Regions from separate parts of the Homo sapiens genome. Here region 2 is linked to region 1. A link is a loop called in an ENCODE intact Hi-C map of the cell type or tissue named here. Cell type or tissue: thyroid gland. All regions are shown on one strand. Links, peaks and the distances in the headings refer to the core of each region. The heading gives the core; the rest is flanking DNA.

Region 1 (11,797 bases), core at 2,501-10,500:
AGCGGAGCTTGCAGTGAGCCGAGATCCTGCCACTGCACTCCAGCCTGGGCGACAGAGCGAGACTCCGTCTCAAAAAAAAAAAAAAAAAAAAAAAAGAAATGAACTCTTGCTATGTTGCCCAGGAGGGTCTCTTAAGTTCTAGCTTCAAGCAGTCCTCCCTAAGGGTTGAGATTACAGGCATGAGCCACCGTGCCTGGTCTGGAGCAACCACTTTTAACCTTACGTACCTGCTCTGTGCACGACACTGGGCAAGTTACACACGTTCTCTATACCTCAGATTCCTCATCCACAAAATGTCACTAATAATACGACTCCTTTGCAGTTTTATTACTATTATCTCATTTATGAAATGAGATAATCTCCTAGTCAGCATTTTCCCGAGAAACAAAAACAATAGGATATAAAGAGATTTATTATAAGGAATTGGTTCACACAAATATGGAGGCTGAGAAATGCCACTATCTGCCATCTGCAAGCTGGAGAACCTGGAAAGCTGGTGGTTTAATTACAGACCAAGTCTGAAGTTCTGAGAACCAGTAGCACTAATGACGTGAGTCCCAGTCCGAGGGCAGGAGAAGACTGATGTCTCAGCTCAAGCAGCCAGGCAGAGAGTGGATTCAGCCTTCCTCTGCCTTTTTTTGTTCTATTGAGACCCTGAACAGATTGGGTAGTGCCCACACACTTTGGTGAGGTCCATCTGTGTTACTCAGTCTACCAAATGCTAATCTCATCCAAACACACGCTCACAGACACACTCAGAAATCATGTTTAACCAAATATTTGGCACCTCATGACACAGTCAAGTTGACACATAAAATTAATGATCACCATCACACCATGTAGAGTGACTAGCATTGTGCCTTCACACAGTAAGCATTAATGTTAGCTTTCATTATCACAGTGTGTTTTAATCCATTAGTTTGTTTGTTCCCCCATTGGACTGTTTCTTAAGGAATTAGCCAATGACACAATTCAATAGCATAGAACAAAATAACCTGATTAAAAATGGACAAAGATTAGCCAGGCACGGTGATATGCACTTGTAGTCCCAGCTACTTGGGAGGGCTGAGGCAGGAGGATCCCTTAAGCCCAGGAATTTGAGGCTGCAGTGAGTTAATGATCACACTACTGTGCTCCAGCTTGCTGTGTGACAGAGACCCCATCTAAAAAAAAAAGGCGAGGGCAAAGGACCTGAATATGAATAGACACTTTCCCAAAAAAGACATACAGAGGACTAGGTGTATGAAAATGAAAAGGTGTTCAACATTACTAATCATCAGGGAAATGCAAATCACAGCCACAGTGACATATCACCTCACACTTGTTAGGACAGTTGTTATCAAAAAGAAAAGATATAAGTGTTGGTGAGGATGTAAAGAAAAGGAAACCCTTGTATACTGTTGGTGGGAAGGTAGATTGGCATAGCCATTATGGAAAACAGTAGTAGGAAGGCTTCTCAGAAAATTAACAGTGGAACTACCATATGATCCAGCAATCTCACTTTTGGGTATATATCCAAAGAAAATAAAATCAGTATGTTGGTCAGGCACAGTGTCTCCTCCCTGTAATCCCAGCACTTTGGGAGGTCACTTTGGGCAGATCACTTGAGGCCAGGAGTTTGAGACCAGCCTGGGCAACATGGCGAAACCCTGTCTCTACAAAAAATACAAACATTAGCCGGGTGTGGTGGCGCACACCTATAATCCCAGCTATTCTGGAGGCTGAGGCATGAGAATCGCTTGAACCCAGGAGGCAGAGGCTGCAGTGAGAGTGAGCCGAGATCGCACCACTGCATTCCAGCCTGGGTGACAGAGCTAGACTCTGTCTCAAAAAAATTAAAATAAAATAAAATAAAATAAAATAAAATAAAATAAAATCAGTATGTTGAAGAGATATCTGCACTCCCATGTTCATTACGGCGTTGTTCACAGTAACCAAAATGTGGAAATGTAAGTGTCCATTGATGGCTGAATAGATACACACACACACACACACACACACACACACACACACAGTTGAATCACATTCAGCCATAACAAAGAAGAAAATCCTGCCATTTGTGACAACATGGATGAACCTGGAGGACGTTATGTGCTAAGTGAAATAAGCTAGACACAGAAAGAAATATTGTCTTATATGTGGAATCTAAAAAAGTTGAACTCTGTCAGGCATGGTAGCTTATGCCTATAATCTCAGCAATTTGGGAGGCCAAGGTGAGTGGATCACTTGAGCTCAGAAGTTCGAGACTAGCCTGGGCAACAGGGTGAAACCCCCAAAAATAGAAAAAAAATACAAAAACTAGCCGGGTGTGGTGGCATGTGCCTGTAGTCCTAGCTACTTGGGAGGCTGAGGTGGGAGGATGACTTGAGCCCAGGAGGTGGAGCTTTCAGTGAGCCATGATTAAGTCACTGCACTCCATCCTGGGCAACAGAGCCAGACCCTGTCTCAAAAAATACATAAATAAAAATTAAAAAATTAAAAAGTTAAACTAATAAAAGCAGAGTCAAATGGTGGTTGCTAAGGGTCTGGGGATAGAGGAAATAGATGGATCCATTCATCCATCGATGGACATTTAGGTTTCCATATTCGGTCAAAGGGTACAAACTCCATTTATAAAGATGAATAAGTTCTGAGGGTCCGATGAATAGCATGGTTGCTGTGGTTAATAATGCTGTAGTGTTTACCTGAAATTTTCTAAGAGAGCAGATCTTAAAGTGTACTCACCACACACACATACACTCACACACAATGGTAATTATGTGTGGTAATGGATGTGTTAATTAATCTGTTTATGGTAATCATTACACAATGTGTACGATACACCTTGAATTTTAATTTGTGAATTATACCTCAGTAAAGCTGGGAGAAAAAGAATTCAAGTGTGTAAAGTGGCAGGCACATGGAAGGAACCAAGTAAAAAGTACTCATTTTATTATTACTGTTGTTGAAGATGGTAGGAAACTTCCTCTGCTCATCTGAATATCTCCAATCCATGGCACAGAACTTGACACCTAGTACCATCTCAATGGAAGTTTCACGGAATGAATTAATTGAATAATTGGGTCTCTGTTCTTATCAAAATACTCAGCAGCAAAGTATATGCACGGATTACTGTGATGTTCCCAATTTTTTTTCCTTCAGAGCCTGTGACACATTCTGGTAAGCATTCTCAGCACTGGCAGGTCTTCATCCATCACCTAATCCTGGTATTTTCAAGCTGGAGGGAAACTTAGAGATTATTTAATCCAATCGTGTTGCCTTAGACAGATAAATCTAAGACATCACTAAGGTCACATAGTTGGTCAGTAACAAATCAAGAAAGACTGGCTTCATAGCATAAGTGATTTTTTTTTTTTTTTTTTTGAGTGAGAGTCTCGCTTTGTCACTCTGTCACCCAGGCTGGAGTGCAGTGGTTCGATCTTGGCTCACTGCAACCTCCGCTTCCCAGGTTCAAGAGGTTCTCCTGCCTCAGCCTCAGCTGGGATTACAGGGTGCACCACCATGCCTGGCTAATTTTTGTACTGTTAGTAGAGACAAGGTTTCACCATGTTGACCAGGCTGGTCTCGAACTCCTGGCCTCAAGTGATCCACCTGCCTCAGCCTCCCAAAGTGCTGGAATTATAGGCATAAGCCACCAGGCCTGGCCTGCATAAGTAATTTAAAGTCATTTGCAGTTAAGTCTGGCAGTAACATGAGTGAATCAGCTGGGAAATATGGGTTGGTCCAAAATCAAGGTGTGCGTGAAAACAAACCAGACTGCCCTGCTCTCAGGGCGGTGAAGGTGATCTGAAAGAAGAGCCCCCACTACCCAGTGCGGAGATGCCATCACTGCTATGTGAGTTGCCTCCCAAGATGGCTGCTTTGAAGGAGAGTATCCAAACAGGCTTCACCAGCTCCCTGCCATGGTCACAAGTTTTTTTCTTTTTTCTTTTACTTTCTTTTTTTGTCAGTCAATCAGCTGACTATATTGACAAGATACTGATTGGTTCCACATTGAAGAAAACATACAATACAAAATACAGGCCAGGCGCAGTGACTTATGCCTGTAATCCCAGCACTTTGGGAGGCCCAGGTGGGTGCATCCACTGAGGTCACCAGTTTGAGAACAGCCTGGCTAACACGGTGAAACCCCGTCCCTACTAAAAATAGAGGCTGGGCCCAGTGGCTCACACCTATAATCCCAGCACTTTGGGAGGCCCAGGTGGGCGGATCACCTGAGGTCACCAGTTTGAGCCCAGCCTGGCTAACATGGTGAAACCCCGTCTCTATTAAAAATAGAGGCTGGGCCCAGTGGCTCACGCCTATAATCCCAGCACTTTGGGAGGCCAAGGAGGGTGGATCACCTGAGGTCTGGAGTTTGAGGCCAGCCTGGCCAACACGGTGAGACCCCGTCTCTACTAAAAATACAAAAATTAGCTGGGTGTGGTGGTGGGCACCTCTAATCCCAGCTGCTTGGGAGGCTGAGGCAGAAGAATTGCTTGAACCCGGGAGGTGGGGGTTGCAGTGAGCCGAGATCGTGCCACTGCACTCCAACCTAGGTGACGAGAGCGAAACTCCGTCTCAAAAAAATAGAATAAAAAAAATAAAAATATAAAAATTAGCAGGGTGTGGTGACACACACCTATAGTCCTAGCTACTCAGGAGGCTGAGGCAGGAGAATGGCTTGAACCTGTGAGGTGGAGGTTGCAGTGAGCCAATATCGTGCCACTACAGAGTGAGACTCCATCTCAAAAAAAACAAACAAAAACAAAAACAAAAAAAAACACAGAAAAAGTTGGTTCTATCCCCTCTCACTCCCCTCCCTCCCCATCCACCCCCAAATATTCATCATGGTGGCCGGGGAAGGTGGCTCAGGCCTGTAATCCCCACACTTTGGGAGGCTTCAGTGGGCAGATGGCTTGAGCTCAGGAGTTTGAGACCAGCTTGGGCAACACACCGAAACCTCGTCTCTACAAAAAAAAAAAAAAAAAAAAAAAAAAATAGCTGGGCTTGATTTGGTCAGAATAGGGCTCAGAGCCAGAGGTCAGGGTGACCGAGATGGAGGGGTTGTGGGCAATGGGCTCATGGATGTCGAGGTGTTTTTTTTAAAGACTCCTTTCCCAAGAGGTTGCAGACCTAGAGAACTGAAGCAATCTGACTCAACATCAGCTCTCAACATTTTGCTTCTGAGTCTCTGCCAGGCTTTCTACCCACCGCTTCCAACGTGATGCTCTGAAGACTTGCGCAGCTCAGGCTCCTTTTCTAAATTCCAGAACACTGAAAATGATGTGAGTGAATCTTTTCATTTTTTCTAAGGTTGGTACATAATGAGCACCACTCTGAATGCACAGTAGAGAAGTTAATTCATTAGAACAGTGGATGCCATGGGGCATCAGGGCTTAATTCTCTTGTGGAACCTGGTGGAGAAAGGACCCAGTGGGTTCTTCCTTTAATTCCCAATCTGTCATACTCTAGTGTGTCTTTGCTCCATGCCATTGAAGATATCAGTGCACCCTGCTCACCCCCGACTCCTGGCTCCCTCCAGCCTCACTGGGGATGTGCGGGCGGGGCAATGCTCTTGTCAGTAAAGGAATACTGATACATTTGGGTTTTTAAAAAATGGTCTTCTTTTCTTTTTCTTTTTTGAGACACAGTTTCACTCTGTCACCCACGCTGGAGTGCAGTGGCACAATCTCAGCTCACTGCAACCTCTGCCTCCCGGGTTCAAGTGATTGTCCTGCCTCAGCCTCCCAGTTAGCTGGAATTACAGGCGCCCACCACCATGCCCAGCTAATTTTTGTAGTTGAATTAGAGATGGGGTTTTGCCATGTTGGCCAGGCTGGTCTCAAACTCCTGACCTTAAGTGATCCCCCCCACCTCAGCCTCCCAAAGTGTTGGGAGCAGTGTGAGCCACTGCGCCTGGGTGAAAAAAAAATGTTTTTCTTTTAGTCATGTTAATATGAGGACAGATAACTAGGGAAAATAACAAACTAATCTTGTTTGGAATTTAAGGCAGCTGTGACTAATTAATGCATTAATTCCTGAAAATGAAAAGGCCTTCTTTGCTTCAGGATTCAGGATTCAAAATTCATGATTCAAGGTTCAGGATGTGAGTCCGCTCTTTTGAACTATGATTCCTAACCTCCTAGGCCCTCATTAAACACTTCTGCAGATCTTTGCCTGCACGGAGTATAGTTGTCTTCCAGAAAGTCTTCAAGATGAAAGGAAAACAATAACCTGCAAAATCTTTCTCCAGGGAAAGCGCCTTCATGTGAGCTAGGAGGAGTTCCAGTTTCCACATGAAGCGCTTGCTGATGGACAGTTAATTTCCCTGCTCACTGGCTCTGCTTTCCAGGTAGCACTGCAGGTATCACTTTATAATTTTAAAAAGCATTTCTTGAAGACCTTGGCAAAATTCTGAGACGAGTGGAAGAAATATGCCTCTAAAAATGACTGTTCCGTTTTGAACAAGGAAATCCTACATTTTTGTAAAGGGAGGAATGTTCTGTAATGGCAGCAAACAGATGTGTTTCCAAAAATAGATTGTAAGGCAGCGCTTATAAGGCTATTGAGAACCTTGGTTGTTACGTGAATGCTTTCTCAAAAAAACCTAAAAAAAAGTTCAGCCACTTAAGTGACCTTAAAAAAGCCTTAGCTAGGCAGGAGAATGGTGTGAACCCGGGAGGCGGAGGTTGCAGTGAGCCGAGATCGCACCACTGCACTCCAGCCTGGGCGACAGAGCAAGACTCCGTCTCAAAAAAAAAAAAAAAAAAAGCCTTAGCTGTGTGTGTGTGTGTGTGTGTGTGTGTGTGTGTGTGTGTGTGTGTGTTTATCCTCCACAGTCCGTGCAATGACAGCAAATTTTCCTGTAAGAGCTTTTTAAAGATGTTATTTTAATATTTAAATATATATATATTTTTAATAGAGACAAGGTCTCACTATCTTGCCTGGGCTGGTCTCGAACTTCTGAGCTCAAGGGATCCTCCTGCCTGGGCCTCCCAAAGTACTGGGATTACAGGCATGGGCCACCATGCCTGGCCCTGGAAGAGCTTTTAATAAAAACTTGCTGGGCATGGTGGCTTACCGAGGCAGGCGGATCACCTGAGGTCAGGAGTTTGAGACCAGGCTGGCCAACATGGTGAAACCCTGTCTCTACTAAAAGTACAAAAATTAGCCAGGCGTGGTGGTGGCGCCTGCAATCCCAGCTGCTCAGGAGGCTGAGGCAGGAGAATCACCTGAACCCGGGGGGTGGAGGTTGCAGTGAGCGGAGATCGAGCCACTTCACTCCAACCTGGGCGAAAGAGTGAAACTCTGTTTCAAAAAAAAAAAAAAAAAAAAAAGATTATGACACAGTTTGACAGATTGAGACACAGTTTCACTCTGTCACCCAGGCTGGAGTGCAGTGGCACGATCTCAGCTCACTGCAACCTCTGCCTCCCGGGTTCAAGTGATTGTACTGCCTCAGCCTCCCAGTTAGCTGGAATTACAGGCGCCCTGTAATTATGTAAAAGCATTTTACATAATGTTGTAAAATTATGTAATTATGTAAAAGCAGCTAAATGTCAATTATTAATGTAAGTGATTGTTATTTTGGAGTTTATTATAATTTTTTCTTTTTTTTTTTTTTGAGACAGAGTTTTCCTCTGCTGCCCAGACTGGAGTGCAGTGGCATGACCTCGGCTCACTGCAACCTCCGCCTCCCGGGATCAAGTGATTCTCCTGCCTCAGCCTCCGGAATAGCTGGGATTACAGGCATGCAGCACCATGCCTGGCTAATTTTTTGCATTTTTAGTAGAGACAGGGTTTCACCATGTTGGCCAGGCTGGTCTCAAACTCTTGACCTCAAGTGATCCGCCTGCCTCGGCCTCCCAAAGTGCTGGGATTACAGACGCGAGCCACCACACCCGGCCCTATAATATTGTTTTGATTTATAAATGTTTAAAAATATTTTATCATATAGTTCTAAAAAAATAAAAATAGGCTTGGCGCGGTGGCTCACGCCTGTAATCCCAGCACTTTAGGAGGCTGAGGCAGGTGGATCACGAGGTCAGGAGATCGAGACCATCCTGGTTAACATGGTGAAAACCCATCTCTACTAAAAATACAAAAAATTAGCCAGGCTAGTGGCGGGCGCCTGTAGTCCCAGCTACCTGGGAGGCTGAAGCAGGGGAATGGCGTGAACCCGGGAAGCAGAGCTTGCAGTGAGCCGAGATCGTGCCAGGGCACTCCAGCCTGGGTGACAGAGCAAGACTCTGTCTCAAAAAATAAAATAAAATAAAAATAAGTACAAATACAAATTTTAAGGCTGGGCATGGTGGCTCACACCTGTAATCCCAGCACTTTGGGAGGCCAAAGCCGGGGGGAGTGCTCAAGCCCAGGAGTTTGAGACCATCCTGGGCAACACAGAGACACCTTGTCTCTACAAAAAAATTAAAACATTAGCCAGGTGTGGTGGTGCATGCCTATATTTCCAGCTACTCAGGAGGCTGAAGTTGGAGGATTGCTTGAGCCCAGGAGGTTGAGGCTGCAGTGAGCGTGATCATACCACTACACTCCAGTCTGGACAAATTTAAAATTTTTTGAAGAGAAACTCTAATGCTGTATACCAATAAGTAATTTCTCACAAAAGAAACAGATGCATGTTGCAAGTGAAAATAATACTCAATGAAGCTGAAGTAGATTGTTTGTAAGCCTAGTGAAAAGCAAATTTTTTCAATGAATGTTGACAATAATTCATAATCAGACACAATGTTGGTATTTAACATGAGCATGAGCATGATAAAGAAATCAAGTTAAAACACAAAATGTTTTACTTACATTTATTCTTAATCTCAAAATGTACTTTTAGATTTAAAATGCACTTAATCTCAAAATGTACTTTTAGATTTTGAAAAAGTTTTAGTTTTTTAAAAATTGTAATAAAAATTGATCTTATCCATTTAAATGAACTATAATCTGAATACTAGTTGATTAAAAAATGAGTTAAATTTACAAATTATTTATATGAAGGAATAATTCCTATAAATTGTAGGAATTGCATGATTCCTACAAATCAGGATCGAGATTGCTTCATTTGTGGCTGTCATAGTAATGACAGGATCCCATACAGAGCTGTGTGTTACTATTTGGGTTTCGATGTGTCTCAGGTCATGTTGTCTCTGAGGATGCTAACAGAAGAATGCTTTCTCATGACCGACTTCAACAGCAGGCACTTTGCATAGATTTAACTATAGTGCAGATTTGAGTTTAGTCACAGCATTACTCTGGCCACCATTGGAGTACAGGCACATCTAAAATGTTTTCTGACGGTCTATTAGAACCAGTCTTAAAAACATGTATTTGAAAGTGAAGCTCAAGAGCCTCCTGGGCCAGAACTCACTCTAAGGATAGAAGAGACCAGACATAAAGACTTGATCATTGGAAGACGGTGAGGATTCTGAATAGAATAGAGTGGGTTTTGCTCTAATTTTCTAATCAGTCAGGGGATCTCAAAGATGAAACCAAGGATCCCCTAAAGTCAGGATAACTTGAGGAAAGTTTGGGGACGTTTTACAAAGGTGGGTAGACAGGGAACCTCAGGGACAGTTAAAGCCAGGGGAGATTTTTGCTATACTCTGTATATGCCTGTGTGTGTGTCTGTGTGTGAAAGAGACAGACACAGATTTTTTGCAGGGATTTGACCTCCCACAGTTGTGGAAGTGATTAAGCAGGCTCTGTAAGACTTGTCTTTGTGTGTGATGCTAGAACTTGACGCCCAGGGAGTGAAGAGCTGGGAAAGATGGATGTGTAGTGTTGGGGAGCAAGAGCCGGCTGGGACCCACTGGCATGAGTTGGAGCCCCATGAGAAACTAAAATCCATGTCCATTTTTCTTAACTCTGACCTTACTGGTGTGGGTATCCTGCGGAAGTCAGGGCCTCTTGCCCAGAGCTAAACACACACCTGGCCTAGGAGGCAAAGAAGCTGAAAGGGGAGCAGTTGCAGGCTGCTGCCTCCTGGCCATGACAGCCCGCAGACTAGCAACCATACATGTGACTTTAAAAACTGCTATCACCGGGCGTAGTGGCTCACACCTGTAATCCCACCACTTTCGGAGGCCGAGGTGGGAAAACCATCTCAGGTTGGGAGTTCAAGACCAGCCTAACATGGAGAAACCCCATTTCTACTAAAAATACAAAATTAGCCAGGCTCGGTGGCGCATACCAGTAATCCCACTTACTCAAGAGCCTGAGGCAGGAGAATCCCCTGAACCCAGGAGGCAGAGATTGCAGTGAGTCGAGATCACACCACTGCACTCCAACCCGGTGTCAGAGCCACTCTCAAAAAACAAATGAAAAAACAGCTACTGCTTCCTTTCTGCTGCCAAATCTCTCACAGGAAGATTTAGAAAAGGAGTTCTGGGAAATCAGTCCTAGCCACCTTGACACATTAAAAACTCCACAGCCCTCTGCATGACTGTTTAAATACTCGATACTCAAATTCCGAAACAGGCTCAACACTACCTCCAGAATCTGGACTGATCTTTCTGGTTTCCTTTTCTTGAGATAGGATCTTATAGGCACCCAGATTTGAACGCAGTGGTGTAAACTTATTAGAACACTTAACTCCTGAGCTAAAGTAATCCTTTGGTAAATTCTTAGGTTCAAGCAATCCCCCCACGACCTCAGGCTCGCAAGTATCTTGGACTGTAGATACCTACTGCGTCCAATATTGAGTAGGTTCTTGCTTCACACTAACTTCAAGAATGGGCCGGGCGCGGTGGCTCACGCCTGTAATCCGAGCACTTTGGGAGGCCGAGGCGGGTGGATCATGAAGTCAGGAGATCGAGACCATCCTGGCTAACAAGGTGAAACCCTGCCTCTACTAAAAATACAAAAAATTAGGCGGGCGCGGTGGCGGGCGCTTGTAGTCCCAGCTACTCGGGAGGCTGAGGCAGGAGAATGGCGTGAACCTGGGAAGCGGAGCTTGCAGTGAGCCGAGATTGCGCCACTGCAATCCGCAGTCTGGCCTGGGCGACAAAGCAAGACTCCCTCTCAAAAAAAAAAAAAAAAAAAAAAAAAAAAAAAAACCAGACTTTCCTAGTTAAGTATTAGTTCTTAAAAACAGCAAATCCAGAGTCTGCTCTTTTCTGATGTGCTGTGAGTCGACGCTTTCTGCTGGTGGGTTCGTGATCTTATTGGCTCAGAAGTGAGACTGCAAACCTTCACAGTGAATGTCATTAACTCTTAAAGCAGCGTGACTGAAGTTCTGTGTTATTTCCACCAAGTTCGTGGTCTTACTGGCTGAAAAACTGAAACAGCAGACCTTTTCGGCAAGTCTTATAACTCACAAACACAGCACAATAAATCAAAGGTAAAACAACAATGCACCTATACTATGAAAACAAATTTTTAACAAGTTACCAGTACTAGCTTGGGCAGCCTGCATTTATTCTCTTATCTGGCCCCACCCACATCGCACTGATTGGTCCATTTACAGAGAGCCAATTGGCCCATTTTACAGAGAGCTGATTGGTCCGATTTGACAGGATGCTGATTGGTGCATTTACAATCCCTGAGCTAGACACAAAAGTTCTCCATGTCTCCACTAGATTAGCTAGACACAGTGTCCATTGGTGCATTCACAAACCCTGAGCTAGACACAGGGTGCTGATTGGTGTGTTTACAAACCTTGAGCTAGATACAGAGTGCCGATTGGTGTATTTACAATCCCTTAGCTAGATATAAAAGTTCTCCAAGTCCCCATCAGAGTAGCTAAATACAGAGTGTCGATTGGTGCATTCACAAACCCTGAGCTAGACACAGGGTGCTGATTGGTGTG
Region 2 (11,797 bases), core at 1,292-9,291, 110 kb after region 1:
CAAAACTGACACGACATGAAGCAAAAAATCCGAATTGCCATATATATAAGAAATTAAATTAATAATTAAAAAACTGTGGCTGGGTGCAGTGGTGCACACCTGTAAATCCCAGCACCTTGGGTGACTGAGGCAGGAGGATCACTTGAGCACCTGAGCCCAGGAGTTTGAGACCAGCCTGGGCAATACGGCAAAACCCCGTCTCTACAAAAAATACAAAACATTCACCAGGCATGGTGGCACGTGCCTGGAGTCCAAGCTACTCGAGGGGTTGAGGTGGGAGGATTGCTTTAGCCTGGGAGTTGGAGGTTGCAGAGAGCTGAGATCACACCACTGCACTCCAGTTGCGTGACAGAGTGAGACCCTTTCTCAAAAAAATAAAATAAAAAAAATTAGAAACCTTTTAACCAAGAAAAGTCTTGGCCACAACATTTCACTAGTGAATTCTATCAAATGTTTAAGAAGTTATATTAATGATACACAAATTCTATCAGAAAATAAAGGAGGGAGAACTTCCTAACTTATTTTGTAAAGCCAGCATATAACCCTAATGCCAAAACCTGAAGAAGATTATTACCCTCCGCTTCAAAAAATGTAAATTGATAAACATAGATAATTAAAGAAATGCATTTGGATATCCTCATCTGTCTCATCTGTTGTGCAGATAGTTCTAGCAAATTTAACGAGTACATGTAAAGCATTTATTTATTCATTAGAATAGAGGAAGTAATAATTTTACAATTTATATTTTAGTGTCCACCAGGGAGAACTGGTATGGCCTTGAGGAAATTCACTCCAAAATGTGATGGAATTGGCCTCCTGTATCACTAATTTCACAGTCACTCCAGGCATATCATTCAGTGGTTTGAAAACAGAAATAGACTACACACAGTTGTATATCTAGGAAGAAAAGTCATTCTGCTGAGGTTTATTTTGGAACACCTTGCTCATCAGAAAGCAAGCTGGGTAGAGGGCATAAATGGCTGATGGGAGGAAATTGGAGCAGGAGGCTGCTTTGATCCTACTGCACAAGTCACCATGCAGTCACACAGGGCCCCATGCAGCTCACAGCTCTGCTGCTAATGTTTGAGTTCACATATTTATAGAGCTCTCCACCCTTTGTCCAGCAGCAATAACAAATGACCCCCATGAATGGTGAAAAAAATATCTTGAGTACATACACTAAATTGAATTTTCCTGGTTATCATGTAAACTTTGATATGATTGAAAAGACTGAAAGCTGTTATATTAATATCAAAGTTAAATTCAAGACAAAAAGCATTAAAAGTGATAAAGAAAGTAATTTTTCTTGGCCAGGTGTGGTGGCCCACACCTATAATCCCAGCACTTTGGGAGGCCGAGGTGGGCAGATCACCGGAGGTCAGGAGTTTGAGACCAGCCTCGCCAACATGGTGAAACTCCATCTCTACTAAAAATACAAAAATTAGCCAGGCATGGTGGTGCATGCCTATAATCCCAGCTACTCTGGAGGCTGAGGCAGGAGAATTGCTTGAACCCAGGAGGCAGAGGTTGCAGTGAGCCGAGATCACGCCATTGTACCCAGCCTGGGTGACAAGAGCAAAACTCCATCTCAAAAAAAAAAAAAAAAAAATACTAGGAGTTAAGTAAAGTCCATGTAAATTTTACTTGTATAAAACTTATATACAGAATTTTCTCTCTGTAGATTATGACACTTTCCTTATGAAACTTGAGACTTCTGCTTAACCTCAAATTTTATTTGTATCTTCATCACTTTCTTCTTCTTCTCATCACTTCACAAAAATTGAGTTCACAGCAAGAGCTGATCACATCGCCCCTTGCAGTTAAACTGCAAGGAGCTAGGAACTGTGGAAGGCAAATGGAATATTTGGTAAATCAATCTCTCTCTCTCTCTCTCTCGAGAGAGAGAGAGTTCCGTATCCCATGTTTTGGAATTTCCAAAATTGAACTTCAATTAAATGCCACTAAAATTTACTTTTTGGCAGAAAAGTTTGCGGTTTATGTGATACATGCTCTGTTTTACAAAATCTGTATATGTGAAATGATTTTCAGGAATACGAATTTCATAGTGATGAGAGAACTCACTTCAAAAATGGTAACAGTTTTGTCTAATTAAAAGTGATTAAATGTCTGCATGCTTATCTGCATTTTCCAATTCCACAAAGAGCAGGTGTTACTTCTCTTCAGGGGGATAATTCAGGAGGAAAATTCCAAAGAAATGACTCCCAAGTCAAAGGCACATAAGAGAGAAAAATGGAAGAAAACTCTGGGGTTACAGTGTTTGGAAAGAATGTCCTCTTACAGGCTAGGCTTCTGCCATTTAGCACATGGCTTTTTTTTTTTTTTTTTTTTGAGACGGAGTCTCACTCTGTTGCCCAGGCTGGAGTACAGTGGCGCGATCTCAGCTCACTGCAACTTCTGTCTCCCAGGTTCAAGCAATTCTCCTGCCTCAGCCTCCAGAGTAGCTGGGATTACAGGTGTCTGCCACCACGCTCCTCTAATTTTTGTATTTTTAGTAGAGACAAGGTTTCACCATGTTGGCCAGGTTGGTCTCAAACTTCTGAGCTCAAGCAATCTGCCTGCCTTGGCCTCCCAAAGTGCTAGGATTACAGGCGTGAGCCTCTATGCCTGGTGGGCACATGGCTCTTAAAGTTCCTCCTCACCTTGTGGGTTAAGCCCTACACAACACTGGCATCAGATCAGAGAGCTGCAGAGCACTGTGTGCCAGAGAGCCAAAGAATTACATTCACAGATTTATGAAAATAAGAATATTTCATTAAAAAAAAAACAACAAAGACGTTTGGTTTAAGGGAAATAGCAGAACCTGACCCCCATCGCCAAGTCTTCCCCTGAGACCCTTGCTCTTGTCATGTAAATAGTTATCTCTCCACAGTACCTCTAAGTAGGGACCATTGTGTGGATCCTGTGACACTCAGATATTGACAGGATTCAGCCTACTTTATGAGTTGAAGTTCTGAAATAAGAAGGATGTCAATATTTCTTCCCAAAGAACATTACCTAGGGATTGATACAAATGATAACTATAAATCCCGCGAAGGGATAGTTGACATATTTGTTTATTCTCTAGAGCAGTGCTACCGAACCCTGGCTGTAAAATAGATTTACTTGGGAGAGATTTTTAAAAATAGCTGCCCTCCTCCAACCTAAAGCACCAGGCATTTGTTGGGTAACCTTGGGCAAGTCACTCCATCCCTGTGGATCTCAGCTTCTTCTCCTGTAAAGTCAGCTTAATAAAACCTGCCCTGTCTACTTCAAGAAATGTGAGGATCAAATAAATTAACGGCTTTGTGAAACAATGTATGAGTATTACAAAAATGTTAATTATGTTTAAATTCTTTAACCACACTCCTTGTAACCAAAGGCCTCTTTCTATTACAAGGACAGGCACTGCTGGAATACATTTGATGGCCATGAATGAAGTTATCTGACCCCTGTAGGGGCTGAGCCTTAGGATGTTGGACTGATTAGGCCCTATTTATGCAATAAGTAAAAACTCTGGCCTCATGATTATGGTCTTATTGGTTAACTTGGAAATACTAGTGTTCTCTTGGGCCCGCATGCATACAAACCTGGATGCCATCTGGAAAAGAAACACTAAGATGTATATATGGAACCACAAAAGACTCAGAATAGCCAAAAGTATCCCAGCCAAAAAGAACAAAACTGGAGGAATCACATTACCTGACTTCAATTTATACTACAGAGCTATAGTAACCAAAACAGCATGGTACTGGCATAAAAACAGATCCACAGACCAGTGGAACGTAATAGAGAACCCAAAAATAAATACATACACCTACAGTGAACTCATTTCCAACAAAGGTTCCAAGAACATACATTGGGGAAAGAACAGTCTCTTCAATAAATGATGCCAGGAAAACTGGATATCCATATGCAGAAGAATGAAACTAGACCCCTATCTCTCACCATATACAAAAATCAAATCAAAATGGATTAAAGACTTAAATCTAAGACTTCAAACTAGGAAGCTGCTATAAGAAAACATTGAGAAAACTCTCCAGGTTGTTGGACTGGGCAAAGACTTCTTGAGTAATACCCCACAGGCACCAGCAACCAAAGCAAAAATGGACAAATGGGATCACATCAAGTTAGAAAGCTTTTGCCCAGCAAAGGAAACAATCAACGAAGTGAAGAGACGACCCACAGAATGAAGGAAAATATTTGCAAACTTCTCATCTGACAAAGGATTAACAACCAGAATATATAAGGAGCTCAAACAACTCCACAGGAAAAACAATCTAATAATCTGATCTAAAAATGGGCAAAAGATCTGAAAATAGGCAGAAGATCTGATTTCTCAAAAGAAGATATACAAATGGCAAACAGGTATGTGAAAAGGTGCTCAATATCATTGATCATCAGAGAAATGCAAATCAAAACTACAATAAGAGATCATCTCGCCCCAGTTAAAACGGCTGGAGAGGATGTAGAGAAAAAGGAACCCTCATGCAGTGTTGGTGGGAAGGTAAATTAGTGCAACTGCTATGGAGAACAGTTTGGAGCTTCCTTAGAAAACTAAAGAAAGGGCCCGGGTGCAGTGGCTCACGCCTGTAATTCCAACACTTTGGGAGGCTGAGGCAGGCAGATCACGAGGTCAGGAGTTTGAGACCAGCCTGATCAATATGGTGAAACCCCATCTCTACTAAAAATACAAAAATTAGCCAGGCACGCTGGTGCATGCCTGTAATCCCAGATACTAGGGAGGCTGAGGTAGAAGAATTGCTTGAACCTGGGAGGCAGAGGTTGCGATAAGCTGAGATCGCACCACGGCATTCCAGCCTGGGCAACAGAGCCAGACTCCATCTCAAAAAATAATAATAAATAAGAAAACTAAAAATAGAGCTACCATACCATCCAGCAATCCCACTCCTAGGTATATACACCCCAAAACGGAAATCAGTATATCAAAGAGATATCTGCACTCTCGTGTCTATTGCAGCACTATACATAATAGCTAAAATTTGGAAGGAACCTAAGTGTCTGTCTACAGATGAATGGATAAAGACAATGTGGTACATATTCACAATGGAGTACCATTCAGCCATAAAAAAGAATGAGATCCTGTCATTTGCAATAACATGGATGGAACTGGAGATCACTATGTTAACTGAAATAAGCTAGGCACAAAAGTCAAACATTGCATATTCTCACGTACCTGTGGGAGCTAAAAACTTTAAAAATTGAACTCATGAAGATAGAGAACAGAAAGATGGTCATAAGAGGCTGGGAAGGGTAGTAGGGGGGACTAGTTGGGATGTGGGGGGCAAGTAAAATATCAAGCGTCAGCGTGTGTGTGTGTGTGTGTGTGTGTGTCTGTGTGTGTGTATGTGTGTTTATTCCAAGCCTCTGGCTTTTAGATCTTTTCCCACTAGAGAGGTTAATTTGGAATATGGAAAGGTCCATTTTTCTAGTCCTGGTTCTGCTCTTAACTACCTGTGTGACCTAGACTAGTCTTTTTACATACGTAGGCTTCGGTTGTCATTTGAGGGCATCATAATAAAAATATGTCTAAGTTTCTTTTCAGTCCTAAAACTCTACGGCTTGACACACAATTTTATCTGATCATTTTATAAGTAATTTCAGATTTGCAGTGTAGGTACTTTTATGACATTGTTAGTGAAGCCAGTGATTGATTTGACCAAAGTCCTTTGTCAGGAAATTAAGCTCCTATAAATAATATCATTATTTTTGCAGAAAAAATATGAACTGCTTTTTAATTTCCATAATGGGTATACTGTATATTATAATTTGCAGCCTATTAGTGAACAAATGTCTGTGGTTGGGCTGTGCATGCTGTATAGATGGCTCCTGGGAAAGGCAGAAGCTTCTTTATGCACCCATTATTGACCAGATTTAACCCAAAGATGAGTTTGACAACACTCCAAGCACACCATCAGGTGAGTGATCCAGGAACACTTTTAGTTCATTCTCTTCCCTCCAGATGGAGTTGGCATCACTGATATCACCTGATATTGGAGAGCTTGCAGATCAGTGTTTTCTCCACTCTTCATCATTTGACAAAGGATGTGACTCATGAAGACCAGGCAACCTTAATACCGCAAAGTCCCATGTACTTAGGTGAAAATGGAAAATGTGGTGGTTGAGAACATGAAGTTTTTCATGCAATTTCAACCCAGACTACCACAAAGTCACCATAATCCTTTGTAACTCTTTGAGTCACTCCACAAACCCACCACAAACCACTTTAATTCTAGACCAGCTTCTCCAAGCTACCCAGCTACCTATACCACTTCCCTTTTATCAATGAAAGAAATACATAGTCTAGAAAAATTCCTTGGGAAAAACACGTTAATTCAGCAAATATTTTTGAACGCCTACAATGTGTCAAACACCGCTCTAGACACTAGGGATACACTTAGGAACAACACAAACATCTTTCATGGAGTTTACATTCTAGATAGCTAGAAGCTGACAAAAACAAAGCAAAACAAAAACAAAAACAAAAAACCCCGATGCTTTTGCTTTTGATTCTTCTTCATATCTTTTAAACATGCTCCAGGTCGTCATGATCTTTCTTAAAATGTCGCATCCCAAAATCGAGCAAAAATTCCATTCAACTATTCTAAACTGAAACCTGGCCTTCCAGATCATAATGAAAGTATATTTGTAGGGTGAGCATGGTAGCTTATTTTGGGAGGCCAAGGATGGAGGACCACTTGAGCCCAGGAGTTTGAGACCAGCCTGGGAAACATAGTGAGACTCCATAAAAAAAAATTAAAAATTTGCCCAGTGTGGTGGTATGTACTTACAGCCCTAGCTACTGGGAGGCTGAGGAGGGAGGATGGCTTGAGCCCAGGGGTCGAGGCTGCAGTGAGTTATGATCACACCATGCACTCCAGCCTGGGTGACAGAGTGAAACCTTGCCTCTTAAAAAATATCTATCTATATATAATTTTTTATAAATATTTAAATAGAGATGGGATTTCACCATGTTGCCCAGGCTGGTCTGGAACTCCTGAGCTCAAGCAATCCTCCTGCCTCGGCTTCCCAAAGTGCTGGGATTACAGGCGTGTACCACCAATCTTGGCCAAAAAAAAGGGTATATTTTTAATATTTACATTTACCTTTGTCAAGGTAGGAGGATCAAATGTATTTTATTTAAGTTTGTTGGCTTGATTTATAAGTCTTAAATATTTAGACCTGTGGTATGTAAGCCTCTACTTGTTCTTTGGTCTCATACCCTACCGGTATTAGGGATTGATGAGTTAATGGGAGAGTGTTCCTCCCCACAGAATTTGTTTCCTACTCATGGCATCAAAATCCGTATATTTAAGACCAATTTTCTCCAAACCAATCATCAAAATATTACGACTCTTTTTTTTTGAGATGGAGTCTCGCTGTGTCACCCAGGCTGGAGTGCAGTGGCGCCATCTCGGCTCACTGCAAACTTCACCTCCCAGGTTCAAGCGATTCTCCTGCCTCAGCCTCCCGAGTAGCTGAGATTACAGGTGCCTGCTACCATGCTAATTTTTTTTATTTTTAGTAGAGACGGGGTTTCACCATGTAGGTCAGGCTGGTCTCGAACTCCTGACCTCAGGTGATCCACCCACCTCAGCCTCCCAGAGTGCTGGGATTACAGGTGTGAGCCACCATGCCTGACCAAACTTTCTGTTGCAAAAAAAGAAACAAAAAAAACCACAGAGATTTGTGCAGGTTAGCTGAAGCAGTGGAACATTTAGTATAAGAATTCTCATGGGATAGGAGAGAGTTGTTAGGACTCCAAGAATAGAAACCATAGGCAGCTGGGCCTTGCAGAGAGGCAAAGTGGAGTCAGGGCAGCTCCAGGGATCTTGCAGTAGGGATCATCATGCTGGTGCCCTGGAGGTAACATGGCTCCAAGCCACTGCTTTTCTGGATGCATTTCTTCCTCTCATTCTTACCTGGATTCCCGTGAGTTTTGTGTTCCCTTTGCCTCATAGCTTGTCATTCGTGATGTGGCTTGCCCACAAGGACTCTCTGCAACCCTGTAACTGAGCATATTTCTGGCATTCCCCAGGCTGCCATCAGCTTAACATGCTCCGTATTTCTCAATTCAAAATATCAAGGATGGCTGGGCGCGGTGGCTCATGGTTGTAATCCCATCATTTTGGGGGGCCGAGGCGGGCAGATCACCTGAGATCGGGAGTTCAAGACCAGCCTGATCAACATGGAGAAAACTTGTCTCTACTAAAAATACAAAATTAGCCAGGCGTGGTGGTACATGCCCTGTAATCCCAGCTACTCAGAGGCTAAGGCAGGAGAATCACTTGAACCTGGGAGGCGGAGGTTGCAGTGAGCCGAGATCACGCCATTGTACTCCAGCCTGGGCAACAAGAGCAAAACTCCATCTAAAAAAAAAAAAAAAAATCAAGGACCAGAATGTAATTGGATCTCTGTGCTCCTTGAAAGGAAGCCAGTTTCCTGGTCTAATTAATACATCTGGTGGAGCATCATTGGTTGATTGAGTGTCCTTCTGTTAGGTGTGCACCCCTATCTAAGTAGCTATGGTCCGAGGGGATCATGTAATAGAAAACCTGGCTGCTGACGGCTGGCTTATGATGGGACAGTTTTTCTTAGAAGTGGCTGTGGGCACAGAAGACACCATGGTTATTCAGTACAGTAGTTGTGGTGAGTCTCTGGCCACCCTATCATATTTGCTACACATTCTCCAAGAAAACAGTTCATCTCCTGACTAGCCATGATACACCACCATAGCATATCTCTATAGTGGAACACTAACGCCAGTATATATTTCTTCTTAATAAGGCAGGTGTAAGGATTATTAAATTTGCTATCATCAGTGGTTCTTCCTCATTTTTCTGAGGTGCACAGGTTAATGCTTCTTCCTCAGAAGGTTCATAATTCACTTCAGGTGGGGTCTGCACCCCACTTAGTCGGGGGCCAGGGAAGATATCTTCTGCATAAAGCACTAGCAAAATGGTGATGGTTTGGGTCCTGGGGTCCAGAGCTAGATTTGGTAGAGGGGAGATTTATGAGTGTGAACCAAGTTTTTTACAAAATGCCAAGGAAAGAGATTGAGAAAGCCAAGTCCAGGCGGCAAGTCCAGAAGGCAGAACAAGGTCAAAAGCAGGAGACAGTCCAAGGATCGGGAATTGGGCAAAATTGGAACAGATGGAGGGTGACGTGAGAACTGCTGACACAGGAGCCAAAGTGTCTGTGTTTGCTTTTATGGACTCACCAGGCAGGGCATGGGGGATATTCTGGAAGAGCCTATTTCCTTCTCCTTCTCCCTTTACTCCTGGGCAGGTTCTTTTGTTTCAACCTCTGAGAGTCATTCCAACCCTTCTTCATCAACTTGGAAGCTTTTACTTTCTGCTGGGGTTATTTTTTCCTGCCTGTCTCAGAATTCTCCAATTTCTTTAATAACCTGGAGTTCAGCATGACATATCTCAAGCCTTTTAACCAGCTTGCTTTAAAGAACAGTCTGTCTGGGCACAGTGGCTCATGTCTGTAATCCCAATACTTTGGGAGGCCGATGTAGGTGGATCACTTGAGGTCAGGAGTTCGAGACCAGTCTGGCCAACATGGTGAAACTTCGTCTCTACTAAAAATACAAAAATTAGCTGGGCGTGGTGGTGGGCGCCTGTAATCCCAGCTAATGCGGAGGCTGAAGCAGGAGAATAGCTTGAACCCGGGAGGTGGAGGTTGCAGTGAGCTGAGATCACACCATTGTACTGCAACCTGAGCAACAGAGCCAGACTCGGTCTCAAAAAAAAAAAAAAAAAAAAAAAAAAAAAGAACACAGTCCGGAAGATGAATTTTGCATCTGCCTTACAGGTCATTGAAACTATTCCCTCAGCGCATGTGTGCTTGAGAATCAAGAACAGCAAGCTTCATGTCTTCCTCAAGGAAACTCTGCTCCTGTCTTATGACATTCCTGGGAAGAGCTGCTTTATACAGTTCTTTTTATGTTGTGTATCCAGCCCCACCCCAGTCCCAAGCCTGATAATCTACCACGGAAAGATAGCAGTTACTAAGGTGGCTTGTTATCACAGGTCTGATACACTCCCTCATCATCTCACAGATGCGCACCTGATTCTTGACGTTGGGTAATCCACACGATGACCAGCAATACTACCTTGCTCACATACCTCCCTGTGTTGCATATTCCACACCTCTATCATGACTGCTGTCTGTAAAGGACACATGTCCAGCTTTATAGTCAGAGATGATGCCATTAATAATTCCAAAGAGAAAAATCTTTTGAATTGGCTCTACTAATTCTAAAATCATTAAAATGTCATTGTTCCTAAGGAAAATGGTCTAAGATCTATCCTCAGTTGCTGTACTCACAAATGACCAAATAAGTCTGAATTCGTATCTCCACCTGCAACAACGTTTCTTGTTATGTTTTCAGAATACCCGTGAAGTTACCAGCCTAGGGGTGACTTTAAGGGTGGAGTGTGTGCATGTGGGGAGAAGAGGTTTGTCCATAGAACTTCTTTTTAAAATGCATTTATAAATCGTGGTCTAGGGTGCCCCAAATCTTACTATTAGTGCTATATGATGAGAGCATTGACAAGAAAATGGGTTTTTGTGGACTGGCATGGGAGTTAGGCTCTCGCTTTTACTTTACGTGGGCGAGGCACAGTGGCTCATACCTATAGTCCCAATGCTTTGGGAGGCCAAGGCAGGAGGCTCTCTTGAGCCCAGGAGCTTGAAACCAGTTTGGGCAACAAAAACAAGATCCCATCCCTACGAAAAATTTAAAAATTAGCTGGGCATGGTGACACACCTGTAGTCCCAGCTACTCAGGATGCTGACGCAGGAGGATCGCTTGAGCCCAGGGAGTCGAGGCTGCAGTGAGCAGTGATCAATCCACTGCACTCCAGCCTGGGCAACAGAGCAAGACCATGTCTAAAAGCAAACAAACAAACGAAAAAACCCCATAAACATGTAACAGGAGCGTCATCAGCCCTTTGACGCTAGTATGTAGTGTGTTCTGCAATAGTTTAGAACTTACACAAATATAGGCCTTTCTCAAACAACCAAGTGGTATTTTCTGAGTTTGTATAGTGGAGAAGATATAGGCGTTAAAAGACATGTTTACTTTTTTAATAAGCAGTTCAATTGTTTTTCTTATTCACGTAACTCAGGATCAACAGTAACTTCATCTAATGTGCCATCAGAGCAGTCGCAAATTGAATGAAAGTGATGGCCACCACAAAATCCTTTTTCTCCTGAACTCTCCATAAAGTCTCCTTTCTTTGCACATCTTTGTGCTAAAATAATTAGCTACTTGTAAAGACAGTACACATAGCAACACTACACATTCACATATTTTTCCCACATCTGTTGTCTTATTTAAGCGCAACTTATTTGGAATCAGAATTGAATTCAAATTGGGACTAAGGCAGTAAGTAACTATGACCTCGAGGAAGTCACTTAAGCTCTCTGGGTCTCAGTTTTCTCACTTGTACAATGAGATTAATAATAAAAATTATGGCTGAGCAAGTGGCTATGCCTGTACTCCTAGTACTTTGGGAGGCCGAGGAAGGTGGATTGCTTGAACTCAGGAGTTTGAGACCAGCCTGGGCAACATGGTGAAACCCCATCTCTGCCAAAATACAAAAATTAGCTGAGTGTGGTAATGCACACTTGTGGTCCCAGCTACTTGGGAGGCTGAGGTGGAAGGACCACCTGAGCGGGGGACGTTGAAACTGTAGTGAGCTGTGATCATGCTTCTGCACTCCAGCCTGGGTGACAGAGCTTGACTCTATCTTGGGGGGGAAGAAAT

Evidence for each region. A loop is a pair of places that touch in the nucleus more often than their neighbours do. Peaks named below come from ENCODE experiments on the same cell type or tissue, not always from the same donor. Only the 100,000 strongest peaks of a DNase experiment are listed, where the experiment ranks them.
Region 2: a loop joins it to region 1, with 2.2 times the contacts of the local background. A loop is called at or near these places in 18 of 110 quality-filtered maps.

What each region holds. Positions count from the first base shown.
Region 1 is chr6:17,999,263-18,011,059 of GRCh38, forward strand. No RefSeq gene overlaps it. Among named protein-coding and RNA genes, the nearest start is that of KIF13A, 18 kb to the left of the region's middle. In thyroid gland, for the core only: no CTCF peak of the experiment used is centred there; no DNase peak of the experiment used is centred there.
Region 2 is chr6:18,109,387-18,121,183 of GRCh38, forward strand. It overlaps NHLRC1 (NHL repeat containing E3 ubiquitin protein ligase 1), which reads right to left. Exons shown (of 1, transcript NM_198586.3): 1 at 11,054-11,797. Among named protein-coding and RNA genes, the nearest start is that of NHLRC1, 7.4 kb to the right of the region's middle. In thyroid gland, for the core only: no CTCF peak of the experiment used is centred there; no DNase peak of the experiment used is centred there.